Linked DNA regions of Mus musculus: region 1 is linked to region 2. Evidence: chromatin loops called from intact Hi-C (ENCODE). Cell type or tissue: left cerebral cortex. All regions are shown on one strand.

Region 1 (8,000 bases), 130 kb after region 2:
ATCCACTGTAGGGGACGGCAAGGGAATCAGGCTGGCGTGCGTGGTGATCTCGCTCCTCTGGGACTGGACACACACAAAGGTGCATTATTCACTCTGCTTTCAAGGGGTTTAAAGTTTTATATTAGACAAGGACCATGCCCCCTCAGGGGGACTAGTTAAGGGATTTTAATAACCGTTAAACTTGAGAAATGTTAGCAGGAGAGAACAAATATCAAGACGTTCATTAACAGAATATCTTATTCTACCAACAGAACTACCTTATTGCCACAGAAAGACTTGACTAATTGACTGTTGAGTCTTGCTTTGTCTTCCACTCTTTGGAACAGCCTTTTTTTTTTTTTTTGGAGACAGGGTTTCTCTGAATGGCCCTGGTTGTCCTGGAGCTCACTTTGTAGACCAGGCTGGCCTTGAACTCAGAAATCCACCTGCCTCTGCCTCCCAAGTGCTGGGATTAAATAAAGGCATGTGCCACCACCGCTCAGCTCTTGGAACAACCTTAAGGGACACACAACCCATTGTAATCCCTACATACCTACATTTAGACTATCTACTTATTTGAGACAAAGTCTCATTGTGGAGCCCTGGAACTTATGCCGACCAGGCTAGCCTCAGAATCAAATTAGATCTGCCCCTCTCAGCATCCTGAACGCTAGAATTAAAGGTGTATGCCACCACCATCTTTAGATTACACAATGAAATACTAGGGCTAGCTGTAAGACTTTAAAGGCTAACATATTCCTGGGAGAAAGAAAGGACCTGTATTATCTGCCACCACTAAGGTGGTAAAAAGTAAAGCCATACTCCAAGGAGCACACTGCTGACTGGTTTTTTGGTTTTTTTTTTTTTTTTTTGAGACAGAGAAATCTCAACAAGCCCTCTCTCTGTCCTAGTAATTACTTACTCATTATTTACACCAAGCTTTCCTCAAAATCAGAGGATCTACCAGTCTCTGCCTCCTGAGAGCTGGGATTAAAGGTATGCCCCCTCCACACCAGGCCTCAACTGCTGACTTCATTACTGTGGTGAAAAGCCTTACTCCAGAGACAGATTTCAATGTGAAAATTAACAGTATTTGACGATCCCACCGGATAATATTTTCTGGTACGTAGAAAAATCCCACTTCTAAGTTTACAAGCCACAGGAGTCGGGGCAAGATCTTCGATGAATGTGAGGCTACAAAAAACCAGCCTCAAAACACAAGAGGAAATGCCCCCCTCCCTCCCTAATCTCCCCGGATAGCTGGAGAGGGAACATATTGTTCTCCTCCAATGACTTGGGCAACTTTCTGAAGTACAGTGGCAAAGTTTCTATGGGCAACCGTCCATGTTTGCCCAAGTGAAAACAACTGCCTCTCCCTCCAAAAGCCTCACCCTTCCCCCGGGGAACAGATGAGCCTCTGCTGTCAAGTCCGATGCAGAACCAAAGCCTCTGCCTACACCACTTAGAGGCCCGGATTGTAATTCTAGATGGCTTCAATTTACACCACTCATCAGCTTTCCTCCTCTGCCGTGCCCCCCGCCCCCCACACACACACATCCAGCATTAATGAACTGTTAGGGGAACCTGAGTTCCTCCTCTGGCCCTGGTTCCCTGAGACCAGCTGGGTGCCAGCAGCCTAGTGTACATAGATAGCACCAACTGGTGTCCCTGTAGTGCAAAGTGGAATGGGTTCTTAAAATTCTGAGTAGTTTCTGCGGGTTGCCAGATGCACCCGGGGTCCTTCGCCCTGACTTTTACTCACCCCAGCCAATGAGAATCAAATGCACTGGGGTTGTACTCTCTAGACCTCCTCTTTTTAGAGCAGTGTTCATGCCTCTCCTCGTTCTCGATTTCTCGCTGGTCTAAGCAACGGAGCTTTTTGGGCGAGGGCGATGGAGTGGGGGACCCAGACCGTTCGGAGGGGGAGGTGCTGGAATAAGACGGGTGCGATTTAATCTTAACCCTCGACTTCTCCCCGGAGTTCACAGAGTAGGCAACGAAGCCTAAAGTATTAGAAGGGGACTCTGAGGACCGAGAATCTCCATCTTCTACGTCTTCAATGGTTGGTTTCTTTGAGTATTTGCGGCTGGGGGAGGATCCCCGCTTCCCGCCCCCGGAGGAGTTGGGGCAATCCACTTTGAAAGCAGCCTTCCCACTAAAATGTCCGGAAAGTCGGTGCCGCGACCCTCGGGCCCGCGTAGATCTCAAGGCCTCTCCCAGGGGGCCATACCCCGGCGAGGGTAGAGGCCGGGTGGCGAGAGTGGGGCGACCGCGGGAGGCACAGCGCGCCGCTGCTGCCTCCGCTTGGCGCGGCCTCTCCACTGCGGAGCCCGCCGGCCACTCCGGGGCTCCGGCTCTCCATTGTTCGGTCATATGGTAAAGGCCTAGGACACGGCGTTGGGAGCTGGGGAGTGGTGCCATCAACGCTTAGGACCACCATCCTCAACCAGACCACCCACAGCGTGACGACGCCCCCCAAATGCGCCGCCAGGAAGAGAGGATCAAGGCGCCTGCGCCCACCTAAGGCAAGAACCCTCTCCCGCTGGGACCACCGGAAAGCCCCCATCTCAGCGTGAACCCCAGCCAACGGCGCCTGCCTCCCGGGGCGGCGCCTCCGGCCGCAAGTATAGAACAGATCAAAACAACCCGCAACCCCGCCCTTCCCGGAGCTTGGCTCACAGCGCGTCCTAGGAACACCAAGCAGAGCCGGCCCGGGCCGCACGCTGCAAACACGCGGGAGGCACGAGCGCTGCATCCCGCTCCGTACAGCAGCTGACTGGAGCTGGGAAGTAGAGTGCGACCCCACAGCCCGGGCGGCCGTACATTCCTGGACCCTCCGTGCGCTTACCAGAGCGGTGGCCGGCCGGATGATGGATGGGTGAACAGGTCAGGAGAGCGAGGCGGAGAGGAGATGGGTGAGCGTGCTGTTCAGACACTCTGCTCTACTCCCATTCTCCGCTCTGCAGGGTCGCTGGCTGCTCGGTACTTTTTATTGACAGCTTGTGCCCGCCCCCAGTCGCCTTGATTGGCTGACCTAGGCCAGGAAACCCGCGCCCATCAGCTGCTGCGCGCCGGGGCCCTGAGGCCATTGGCCGAGGAACTGTGCGGGAGCCTCAGGGTGGGGCGAGCGAGACCCAGAAGAAAGAAAGAGAAAGGGGAGTGGGGGAGGGGAGGCAGCGGCGGCTGGAGGAGGGCCAGGGCCGAAGGTGCAGGATGCATTTGCAGCTTGCGTTCTTAAGCGACCTCTGGACCCTCGGACCCAGGCTGAGGCTTCCTCAGAGTCATTTGGCCTCGGCTCTTTGCTTCCTTAACGGTACAGAGGTTTTCGAGGAGATCTGTCACTGAAAATCCAGAACCCCAGAAGAGAATTTTACCCTTTGTTTGTTGAGCGAGCCTGGGGACGGGTTGGGCTGGGGAGAGGCAGGGAGCCCTGATCAGGCGCGGGGAGAGAGAGAGAGAAACACGATTCCCAGAACCTGGAGGACCCTATCTTCCTGGTTTCCTGAGTGGATTTGGGGGAAGTGGTCAGACTGTGATTTCACGGTTTAAACACAAGTGTGATGTTTCTATAAAGAGGATTCTGGACGTCCATAGTCTATTTGATGTTGCCTTGTGTGTGTGTGTTCCCGTCTCTCAGCCTTTCCTTGGATCTGCAAAATAAAGCAGATGGAAGGACTTTCAGAGCAGTTGACCGGGAAAGCAGGGTGGCAACATGCCTTTAATCCTAGCACTCAGGAGGGAAAGCGGGGGTGGCACACGCCTTTAATCCTAGCACTCAGGAGGCAGAGGCGGGTGGGTCTCCTGAGTTCGAGGCCAGTCTTCTCTACAGAGGGAATTCCAGGACAACCAGGGTTTCACAGAGAAAACAAACAAAAAAGCAAGAGGGGTGGGGGGAACCCCTGGCTTTGCTTCCCAAGTTGTTTTTAACTGTGTGTGTGTGTTGGGGGAGAGGGAATGAGAGTTTTCTCTTTCCTTTCTTAACCCTGCAGTGATGGCTGAGATAGTGTGTGAATACTGTAGTGAGACAAGCTGAAAATGTGCACAGAATTTACCTGTAAAAAAATAGACGTGGCCCATATATTGTTATTAATGCTATGCTCTGAGCAGTCTCTTTCTAGTACATGAAATCCACCTCATGGCTGGGCTTTATCTTTCAGGACTTCTGGCATTCGAGATGAAGTTTTCTCTCTAGATGCCAGAAACCCACGCTCTCAGTGCCTTTGGAAGAGGAAGGGATGAAGTTTGTGCTTCTGCTTCTGTGTATGCACCACAAATATGAAAAAGAAAGGTTGCCTGTGACCCCACACACATAGCTCGGCCTGTTAGGTCAACCTCTGTCAATTTCCCCTGAGTGTGTCTGACACAGTGGCTCACAGAAGCAGCATGCCCCACAGGTGGGGATTTGAATAGGCTTTGGACCAGAAAGGCACCTTGCAAATTCTGTGTCCTAGTCAGTACTGTGTGAAGCGTTTTACCATGAGGTTGTTCAACAGCGGGGCTTCACGTCGGGCAAACCCAAGTTCATTCTGAGTAGTAGCCAAATTAGTAGCCACACAAGCTCTGTCTTAGCATTTGTAGCGGGGATGACAGTGGGACCTGGAACATGAGGAGTGTTAGGAAGACGATGTCATCTCATAGGTCAATATAATCTGAAGAGACTGAGTCGTTTCTTTCCATGATTACTCTGTGTGTGCATGCATGTATGCACACATGCACGTGTGTGTTATACACTGCATCCATATGTGTAGAGGTCAGAGGATGACTTTAGGTGTCTTCTATCACCCTCTACTTTTTTTTTTTTTTTTTGAGACAGGGTCTGACATTGAACTTGTAACTGCAACTTAACTAACTTGGTTGCCCGGTGACTCCCAGGGATCTTTCTGGATCTGCCTCTGCACAGCTTGAAGAAGTTACCTGCATTGCAGATGACTTCTTACATGGTTGCTGGAGATGAACTCCGGGACCCTCATTCTTTTGAAGAGAGGACCCACCAACGGCACTGTGGCACTGGCACTGCACCCCCCCCCACCCCCCACCCCCTGCCCACTCGGGTGATGCAGCTTTCTGCCTCCGTAGTGAGCTGCGCCATTACTTAAGGAAGTAAGGTGTAGACTCAGCAACAATGGGCTCGGCTGTCTTCCCATTTCTTCTTTTAACTCTTCAGCTTAGGTGGTTAGAAAAGGGGTTGTCAGAAGGGAGAGATGTTGTTCTTATGTTAGGAGATAGTGAATTCCAGATGGCAGCTGCCGGTCATCAGCCAGGGCAGCCTTCAGCACTCCTCACCAGGCTCCACAATGGGAGCAGTGAACACGATAGAAAGGGCAATATTCCAGAGCACATGTGCTGTTTTCCATGGGTTTCTTGTGTTTCTGCCATGTGAGTGCCCGCTTCCCTTCCTAGACATGTTAACCTCCTTGGCTGCTTATTCTCCCGTAGCCCTCGAATAGTGTCCAGACTGTTCAATAAACACGTATTGACCCCACAGTACCATCAGCGGCAGCATCAAGAGAACATTTGCTCTGTTTCCAAGAATAGAAGCGGATTTGCTTTGATCCTTTCATGTGACCAGGAACATCTCATGTGACCACTGACTTTCAGGGGTAAACAGGCAGCTTTGCCCCCTTGGTCGGCCCCACATGTGTTTAAACCAGCCGAAGTAGGACCCAGACAAGTTCAAGGACTGGACTAGGGAGCTTTGAGTGTACCATGGAAGAAGAGTCCCTCCTTAACTGGCTTGCCCTCTGAAAAGCCACCTGTACTCTTAGAGAAATTAAAAGAACAGCCTGTTCCTCCACTTTGACTTTGCTATGTCTGTCCTTTATTCTCCCCTAAATTGCCACCGCCTCCATTTTCTGCCCCCCCCCACCCCCCGTAAAGGCGGCAAGCGATTGAACCCATGAACTTTCAGTCCAGGCCCACACAGTACCAAGGCTAATGGGGGTCTGATGGCAAGTGCTTTGAAGTTGAGTTTCTCACTGAATTGAGTTCCTCTGTCCCCAGGGTGGGTGGATTGGGAGAGCAATATTGCCAGGAAAGAGCTTGGACTAAACTTGCAGAGATAGCCCAGAACGAAGCACGTTCCATCAGTGGTGCTCGGCTGGCTAAACTGATGGCTCGAGTAGGCTTTCCTGTGTTCTTATACATTCTTTCTCTGAAGCTCTAAAGCTCCTAACCTAGTGTCATAAGAGGACAGCTGTGTGATTACCTTGTACCCGTGATGCAAAGTTTAGGATATGGTTCCACTGAACCCAAATCGTAGACTGTAGCTGCTGGGAGTGGAGTTGGCTGCCTGTGTGGCTGATGTCAGCAGGCAGTCTGTGAAAACTTTAAGCTGAAGAGACACAGTGTGGACTCAAGTTGCAGTCACCCAAAAACCCAACCCAGAAGGTAACTTGTTTGGTTCTTTATAAACCCAAATTAGATCTGACCAAAAGAATGGAGCATAACAAATGTTAAAACAAGCACCCACCCACCCCCCAAAAAGGAGAAAGATCACTGGAAGTCGGTAGCATTCCTGGACCCTGTAAAGTGTATTTACAGGGCAAAGTTGTATTAAGTCCGCCTCTCAAACTTCACTCCGCACAATGAAAGAAGGCAAGACCAGCTTGTCCTTGAATTCGATAACCTAAGACTGGTCACGAGAGGGAGTTTTCTTTACATAGCTTAATCACTTGATACTCTTCAGTTTAAGAGAAGAAATTCAAAGTTGGGATGTCAACTGTCTTTCACCTCATTTGAGTTTGACCAATGTTCAGTGAAGACACAGAGAGAGAGAGCACCCCATTTCTCAACCTGCATATTAGTGGAAGGTTTGGGTCTGTTTGGACTCTATCTCAAAGCTTGCCTCTGCTAGGAAGTCACATGAAGGGTTTGGGAAGAACCAAGTTCATCTGTCACAGCGTGGGAAAGCAGGGGTCCTACTGAGACTATGGAAGCCACAATCACAATTCTAGAGTTCAACCCCCATGTCTGTCTTTCCTACTTGTTTCTGGGACAGGCTAGACAAGCAATCTATTGCTGAGCTATATCCCCAGCCCACCCTTTATTGTGTTTTATTTATTTTTTATTTTTTTATTTCCAGAAATGGGATTTCTCCATGTAGCCCTGGCTGACCTAGAACTTGCTCTGTAGACCAGGCTGGTCTCAAACTCAGACCTTTGCCTGCCTCTGCCTCCTGAGTGCTGGGATTAAAGGCGTGTGCCGCCACCACCACCACCACCACACCACCTGTGTGGAAGTCGGGGGACAACTTTCAGGAGTCAGTTCTCTCCTCCCACCATGAATTCCAGGACTAGACCTGTCAGGTTTGCACAGTGGCTGATGCCTTAACCCACGGAACCATCTTTCTGGTCCAGACACTTTGCTTTATTTCCCAGAGTACATACAGCTCTGTTTTTGTTCATTATATAGCTGCTAGATGGTTTAAACTTTACTGAAGCCCACTTGAAAGTTTAGGAAAGTTGGCCTGTGGTGTAAAAACTGAATTGAAACAGTTCTTCAGTTGGTTACTTTTCTCAAAGGAGTCCACAGCTGGGCCTGCGCAGAGCCTTTTATCCCTCACCCCTGACCCCGTTAGCTGGTTTGGATCCCTGTTTATCTCATATTTGTCAATTTTTAACTGGAAGCACACAGCCCTATGGTATGTATTTTGGATTCTTGGGCAACATTTAGCCTGCTTCTGGGCTTTCTCTCTCCTCCCCCATTTCTTCTTTTAAACTGGTTTTTGAAAGACTAATATATGCTGGGGTTGGGGACCGAGGTGCTTGGACTGACTGATGGTGCTATTGTGCCCTCTAGTGGTGGCTTGTGAGAATTTCAAACATCGCCCCAGAAGGCTTGAGTCTGAAGATTTTCTTGCCTCTGTTACATATTACATATGATAATTTGATAGCACCCAAGTGTTTCGCCTACACTGGCTGTTTGAGAGATATTATATTCATATCACTGCCTGATTACTGGAAGTTTGTCATAAAATTAGTCTTCAGAAGCCCAGAAATGGGCAGCCTACTCTGCTTGCTTCT
Region 2 (8,000 bases):
CCAGGCTATCTAAGGATGGGGCACATGGCTGCCACATCCCCAGTTTACAGCCTGCTCCCTTGAAAGAGGACCAGTACCTCTCTAAAAATCCTGTGAAATGATCAATTGGGAGATTTTTTTTTAATACTTTTATTTTGTGTGTATGGATGTTGTACCTGCATGTCTGTCTGTGCACTCCATGCATGCCTATTGCCTTCAGAAGCCAGAAGACAGGGTGTGATCTCCAGGAACTGGAGTTACAGATAGTTGTGAGGCACCAGGTGGGTGCTGGGACTCAAACTCAGGTAGTACTCTGGAAGAGCACCCAGTGCTCTTTACCACCAACCATTGTTCCAGCCCCTGGGGGTTTCTTCTTCTTCTTCTTCTTCTTCTTCTTCTTCTTCTTCTTCTTCTTCTTCTTCTTCTTCTTCTTCTTCTTCTTCTTCTTCTTCATCATCATCAAACACTTTTTTATAAATTATTAAGCACACAAATTCAAAATGTATTTATTTCCTGTCACCTGGGGTGTCCAAGTCCCTAACAAAGGCAAGCCAGCTGTCGCTAGTTGCTAAGCTGCACCTTCCATTGGGAGATGCAGCTAAAAGAAGGTCAGATTTGTCTCATCAAAGAATAGTTCAGAAGCATACGGGAAGCTTTCTCATATGCTTTTCAGTTAGGTGAAGAATTCAGTACTTGGGTTGTTGAGAAAAGTTTGGTGGTGGTGATGGATGTTTTGTTTCGTTTTTTTAAATATTGAAAGAAAGCACCAAGTTAAGGGAACCCCGGTTTGCTGGAGCTAGAGGAGGCTGAGACGTGCAAGGTCAGATATGTGCAGATGTTGGCCGCTGGAAGTCAGGGTAAAAGAGCCGAGATGTGAGTGGTAGGGGTGGAGAAACGGCTCACAGGTAAGGACACTCGCATCACAAGCATAAGGATCCATGTCATTCAAGTCGATGTGGTTGCTCAAGCACCTGCAACCCCAGTGCTGGGGCAGAGGCAGAAGGGTCCCAGGCTTGCTGGCTGCTGCCTAGCTCCAAGTTCAGTGAGAGACCCTGTCTCCAGGGAATAAAGGCCAAAAAGTGATATCTTCCTCTGGTTTTAGTCTCTGCACCTGGACACACCCCCTCAAACTTACACACACACACACACACACACACACACACACACACACACACACACACACACACCCCTCCTCTGGCCTTGCACATCTTAGTTGGAGTATAAACGATGACTTGCTTCTAGAACCTTGACTACAGAGCAGTCTGGGAAGAACTCTGCTCCCAACCTGTTCTCCCTCAGACTGAGGCTGGGTCCAGGAAGCCAACCTACACACTGAATAAAAGGTCGTAGTCTATGTACTTCGCTATGAACTCTATACCAGGTTTGCTGCCCAACACTAAGTAAGTCAGGAACAACTGAGGAAGCAGAGCCCAAAGATCCTGTGTATCCCAGTCACAGAGTAAGGAGTGAACCTGGATGGGTGTGAGTTCTAGCTTACCCTGAGCCAAGCTCTCAGCCTTCCCTCCTCCCCTAGGGTATGGCCACACCTCTTGATGGCTACTAGAGGAATTCACTTATGGGATTAAACTAAACCTTGAATGCTTTGGCCTAACGACTGTCTCATCTTCTGTGTAAGAGCCAGGTCAGGAGGCAGGAGGCTGACTGAGCCACACAGCGGGGCATGCTCACTGTGCAGGGTGAGGCAGAGCTGTGTACACAAGTCGGAACTGTGGCTAGAAACTAGGGGAAAGGCCACCTTGCTGATTTGGATCTGCGCCACCACTTCCTGCCCCGACAAAAAGGCTGACGTTGTTGATGTCGACTGGCCTAACAAGGAAAAAGGACCCATGGATCCACCCAAGAGACCTTTTGTCTTTAGGTGAGAATGAAAATGTATCTTAGAGGAGAAAGAAACACATAGCATGTGAAGTCAAGCGCTCTGTGGCCTGTGATAATGGCTCTTGAGGGTGCTGACTGCTGATAAGCACGGACGCTGGCCTCGGCAGAAGCTGCGGCATGTCACTGCCCCCAGCACACACAGTGACTGTGCAGGTTCTCAAACGTCTACCATGCAAAGTGCCTTGTCCAACTCTTAGATGCTAGCCAGTCTCAGATGCTGTGCCTGGGAAGTCTCACTTTCCAGAACAGTAACTAAGGTCTGAATTTGGACCTGAGATGCTAGAGTCAGCAAACATGAACATAGTACACACAGACACAGACACACACACACACAGACACAGACACACACACACACACACACATTTGTTCATACACAAATTCACACACATACTTGGACACACATACACAGACCATGTTAATACTTGTAGAAACAGAAATATATTCACCCCAAATAAACACACTACATATACACTCACTCCACACAGAAACAGATACACAAATATAGAGCATAGATACGACACACACAATCATATAAACATTCAAAAATATCAAACATAGATAGAAACATATAATGCATATATGTTGGATGCGTCATATACATATCCCACAGAGACACACAGATAAACACTGCACACAGGTCTTATACACTAGATCACCACAATGTACACATACAGAGACGAAATGTAACATACTACTTGACACAAAGCTTTGGTTATGTTAGCTATGTATATAGGAGATAAGTATTTAAAAAAAAAAGAGGAAAGAAAATCAAAATGCAGCAAAAAAGTTATAAACTTGAAGAATCCTTGTTTAAAATGAACATATAAGATTCACTGTAACAAGAGAGCAGTAACAGGAACATAAATAGTTGACTTGAAATGGGTTGTTCTGTTCTAACAGGTTTTTGCTGTTGTTTTGTTTTGTTTTTTTTCAAGACAGAGTTTCTCTGTGAACTTCCGGTTGTAGACCAGGGTGGCCTCGAACTCAGAGATTCTCCGGTCTCTGCCTCTCAAATGCTGGGTTTAAAGGTGAGTGCCACACTGGCCGGCTCTAACAGTGCTTTTTATTAAGTGATGGTTCTTCTGTCCCTGTGCACTCACCGCGGCTGCTGAATATTGCCTGCTGAATTGCATCTCCTGAGTCTCTGGTATATCTACCACTCCCGCCCCCACTCTAGCCCCACGTGTCTGTTGAAGGAGCAACCCCTGCATAGCCTTTTCGGTGCCTGCTTGGACAGTGTTTGCCACTTCCTTCTTCCCCGTCTCCTTCCCTGCACCCTCCCTGCCCAAGTCAGGAAAGTCCCAGGGTGCTTGCCTCACAATACAAACCGGGAAGTTCAAGGATCCGATGCTGACCCTGGACATCAACTTCCCAGAATCCTGAGTCAGATGAAGCGCGTCACAGTTTAGCTCGGTGTGCCTAGGGGGCGCTCCGGTCCAGGAATTAAACTTCTTAACCGTTCCCTTTAGTATTTCAAGTTCCAGTAGGGAAGGGCTAGAGACTAAAATTAAGGGAGCCAGCAGGTGAGATGACAGCTGGAGCCTAGTAAAGAAGGGGTGGGTTGCTTAGGAATATGCCTCCAAGGTCTACTGTCTCTCTGAACTTCAAAGCTATAGGTGGCCCCACAGGACAACTCTCCCAGATGCTAAATCTGAGGCCAGAAGATGGAAGTCACATACTTACAGTCAGACCTAATTTGAAGCAATGGGTAACAGCAAATGTCAGAGTCACCCTTTGACGGAGCCACGGGTACTATCTTCATCTCCCCATTGCACAGTATTTTTCCATTAGTTCGAAATATGGATATTACCCTGCAGATGACATTTTACTAGAGAATTAAATAACTGCACTTTGTGCTTGATTATAAGAATGTAGAAGGACATATTAAAAGGAGTAAGTAAACTGCTACATACAAGTGTGCACTCCCTTGAGAGCCCTCAAAATACAGAACTCCAAATTTAAAAACACATTAAAGTGTGATTGCTTCCTTAGAAAATGTGTCATTTAGAGAGTTTGTTTTATTGTGTTATAATAGAACATTCTCGCTACATATTTCTTTCTTTTTCCTTTCTCTTCTTTTTTCTTTCTTTATTTGTTTTTCAAAACAGAGTTTCTCTATGTAGCCCTGGCTGTTTTAGACCTAGCCCTGTAAACCAGGCTAGCCTAGATCTCAGAGGTCCACCTACCTCTGCCTCCCCAGTGCTAGGACTAAAGGCATGCGTGTATCACCATAGCCACCTTCTCACTGTCTATTTCACCTCTGAGTTTTTCATCTAAAAAGGAGTAGGGGGTGGAACTCAAGGAACATGAGGAATGTGGATGAACTCATGTAACCTTTGGGCACTCGCATAATTTACAAACTAAGTGGGTATTACTGGGTTTTATTTATTTATTTTTAAACAGCAACATGTAGAGGTATTCGTAGAATAGCAACGTTGAACCAGTCCTACCTTCCATGCGAGCTCCTCATTCATAAGAGGCCCTGAGCCCCTGTGAGCCACTGTCTTCTCTAGAAAGTAAGAGTCCGAATCTGATGAGCTGTGTATCCCGCCGACAAGGTAAACCACAGTGCTGAATCCCCCTGGTACAGAAGTCACCCTAGGCTTGTCTCCACCTTCCTTTGGGGGAGGGGGTGCAGATTACTCTCCTTCCCAGACGCTCAGTTCTCGAGAATATAATGCAATACAGGTGCACTGGAATATTAAATAAGATAGGAAAGATAACATGTCTTGACATTGCCTGTTCCATCACAAGTACTCAGCCATTCTGGTTTTATCTCTTCTTCCAGCATTGGTGCTCCCCCATTGGACAATTGCATTAATATTAGGAAGAACTCACTGACTGAACCTGGTGGAATACACCTGTACTCTCAGGACTTGGAAGGCTCAGATGGGAAGGCATGAGTTTAAGAACAGCCTCTGCTACGCAGGTCCTTGTTTCACGATAGATAGATAGATAGATAGATAGATAGATAGATAGATAGATAGACAGATAGACAGCATCCTTCTGCACCAGGCTATCAGCCTGTGGATGTGGGTAGAAGACTCTGGCTCCTGGCTTCCTTAAAAAGCCCATGACTTTCAGTGTGTCTGGAGCCAAAGCCATTATGGGAAGTAGAGAGCCCTGCATACTCTTGGCCTCAACGAGTAGCTTTCAGTAGCAGGATTTTTACCCTGTCATTGGTTTGATTTTGTTTTCTTTCCTCTGCATTTACCTTTGCTCACTCTTACGCGGAGCTTACTTCATTTCGTTGAGATTTCCTTGACTGTTCCTCCCTTCACTCATGCTGCTGCTTCCTGCTTGGGTGTCCCTAGGCTCCCACCCCTTGCATTTGGCTAATCCCTCAGGGGGTTCAGCTTTCCTTCATGGAAATTTTTCTAACCCCTGACCACTCTCGCTATTTGTTTTCATAGCACCTTGTGCTTCTCCTTCCTTGACCTTATAGTACCATTACATAAGCATCCGTGTCCTGCTGGTCTGCCTCCTCCGCCAGGCTGAAAGTTCACAGAAGCAGCGAGCTTCTTTATTTGATTCCTTGGCATATCACAGGGCTCCATAATGTGAGTGGACTGAATGGATGGGTAAATGAACGGACTCCCAGAGGTCACTGCCATCCACATGAGGTGAACCACTCAAGAGTAGCAGGTCTATTTTCCCATATGCACTTCTATCTTTGCACTTGTTTCCAGGATTCCTCCAAATGGTCTTTCCCCTACATACTTAAAGGAATGAATTGATTTATTAGCCACATGAAAAATCCAACCACAGAATCCTGATTCAAACTTTCGCTCCAACAGTCATATTAACCTCCGTGGCTTCTACTGATGCATCTGATCTACTTTAGAGCATTCAAAAGGAGCAGGAGTTACTGATAACCAACTCTTAGCCTTCATGTTTAATCACATTTAATAAAGATCCTAGATTCACCCTCTTGAGAATTCCAACATTGATTGAGCCTCCAGTTAATCAAGTAAGCAGTTAGTCAGGCAGGCAGGAATTCTTTAATAGCAACCCATGTGCTTACCTAGAATCAGTCTTTCACTTTAACGGCATCTGCAACTAGAGAAAGAAAAGAAAAAGCAGAACTACAGGTTCCTCTGAATCATGGCCCAGCCCACTACCCTTACTCCTCTGTTTGCCCTTGCCCCTTGTCTTCTCAATGGAACAAACCACAAAACAATATGAAGGCCCCTCGCCTGAGTGATCCGTAGTTTTCCTCTTCCAGTCCAGGCTGACTAAGAATCATGTTGAATAGCCACAGACAGTTGTATAGGAACTATTTTCCAAAATAGCTTTCTGAGTTCTGCTGAGTTTGGGTCAGCCCTCGGGCTTTCTAACAATACAGCTTTGTTCTCGTTTCCTTCTGATACCTGATAGGCACTGTGCGATTGTGCTGAGCAGACGCTATGCCCACTTCACAAGCCCCCAGAGATATACTGTCATTATGAAGAAAACAATAGCCTAGTCCTTGCTCCTGGATGGTATATATTCAAGGATACCGTGTTTAATTCTTCTGCTTCCATGAATAGTCTTCAAGATGAATAGCTTCAAAATTCCTGATTCTCTCCCCAATCCCCTTAAATAGCACATCAAAGTCTTCCCTCTTCAGTCTAAGTAGTGCCCATTCCAGGAATTCAGGCTTCTCTGGGTGAGTGTGACCCAAAGGTGGAGCAAGAGTGATTTGAGAAGGAGATTTGGGTGGCAGCATAGCTCTTTGGGCAGAACAGAGTTCAATTTCCCAAACACCAGCAGAGCCCTCTCATGTCCCAGAGGGCAGAGGAGGCAGACTAGGAGGAAAGAAGAGCTACAAGCTGAAGGTACAATAGCCCTGCCCATTCCAGAAGCTAGAGAAGATACCAACTGCATGATAAACTGAACACCAGGTGCCAAAGGGCAGCCAACACTAGCGAGAAGTCCCATTCTTCTGTACAAGTGTTGAGGCATTTGGGGGATACTGACCTCTGAGACTAACATCTCATTGGTCTATAGCTTGGTGACAGTGACAGACATCAGCACTATCAGGAATGTCACTGTCAGCAGTGCTGTTGAGGATCCTTAATCGACTTCTTGGGCAGTGAATGTCAATAAGTGGGGCACAGCCAATGACAAAGCCCTGGGCAGAGGCCATATGGGATCACATGAGCACTTGTGCAGGTTTCTTGATGAGTCCTTGTAATAAATTGAGTAGTAAAAGATCTTACAGTCGTGTTTGAGGGCATTAGGATCCACACACAGAACAGCAACTGTCATTGTTAATGTGACTCTGTTTGAACACAAGTCAGCTCTGTCACGGACAGGACACAAATGACAGCAAATGATTCAGTATCAGTGCTGAGAAGGACCTCAGAGTTTATCTAGGCAAAACTCCCAGATGGTTCCAGTAAAAATAGCAAGGACAAAACAGGTTAAGCTACCTGCTCTGGTTTCATGGTCATGGCCAGTCAGCAATATAGACAGGGTAAGAGAGCAGGTACTCCTATCCAAGCCTATGATAAGATACATGGTGGACTCCTGTCATTACATAAAATGTCCATAACATTGAGAGCTTCTGCTGTCTGTGGGAAGGAGGGTTCTTCTGGATGCACATTGCTTGGAGTAAAGTCTAAGATGCCTTTAGAAAAATGGCAACCTAGCAGAGAGTCCATGGAGCAGCACGCCTTTGGAGGGGACTTCAACGTAGAGCCCTGCCAGAACACACTGCCCGGAGGTACAGTTTCAATGGTAAGACCAGAGAGGAGAATGCAGTTTCATAGCAAAAGAATACTATGGAGCTAGAGAGTGCCCACTGCCCAAGCACAAGGGCTGAGCTTGAGTAGAAAAAAGCTGTCCATGGTGACTCACACTTACAGCCCACCAGCGCTACCAGGTGGGAATATGTGAATCTCTGAGGGTGGCCAGTAGCCAGCCTGGCCTAACTGGTGAATTCCAGGTCCCAGTGGTGGTGGTGGTGGGGGGGGGGGAACCTGTCCCCAAAACAAGACAGACAGCTCTTAAAGAATGACACCTGAAGTTGACCTCTGGTTGGCACAGGTGTGCACATTTACACACATACTATACACACACATCGCATGTGCATGTATGTGGGCACACATGTGAACACACAAAAGAATATTAGCTGGATT

Evidence for each region. Hi-C counts contacts between places; a loop is a spot of excess contacts. Peaks named below come from ENCODE experiments on the same cell type or tissue, not always from the same donor. Only the 100,000 strongest peaks of a DNase experiment are listed, where the experiment ranks them.
Region 1: it touches region 2 in a loop (6-fold over the local background); 23 of 42 quality-filtered maps call a loop at or near these places.

The regions. Positions count from the first base shown.
Region 1 is chr1:153,894,887-153,902,886 of GRCm38, reverse strand. It overlaps Glul (glutamate-ammonia ligase (glutamine synthetase)), which reads right to left and starts at 2,958. Exons shown (of 7, transcript NM_008131.4): 1 at 2,828-2,958. Gm38440 (a long non-coding RNA gene) reads left to right here and starts at 3,111. Exons shown (of 2, transcript XR_387481.3): 1 at 3,111-3,292; 2 at 4,137-8,000. Mir8114 (microRNA 8114) reads right to left here and starts at 2,961; the gene lies at 2,851-2,961. In left cerebral cortex, a CTCF peak has its summit at 7,773 (motif pointing left); DNase peaks (open chromatin) are centred at 1,673, 3,016, 3,602, 7,781 and 1 more place; H3K4me3 peaks cover 3,982 bases; H3K27ac peaks cover 4,231 bases.
Region 2 is chr1:154,028,026-154,036,025 of GRCm38, reverse strand. The region is part of intron 3 of LOC108167736 (a long non-coding RNA gene); the gene reads left to right. Among named protein-coding and RNA genes, the nearest start is that of Gm46165, 32 kb to the left of the region's middle. In left cerebral cortex, a CTCF peak has its summit at 3,297; DNase peaks (open chromatin) are centred at 1,716 and 3,295; H3K27ac peaks cover 1,737 bases.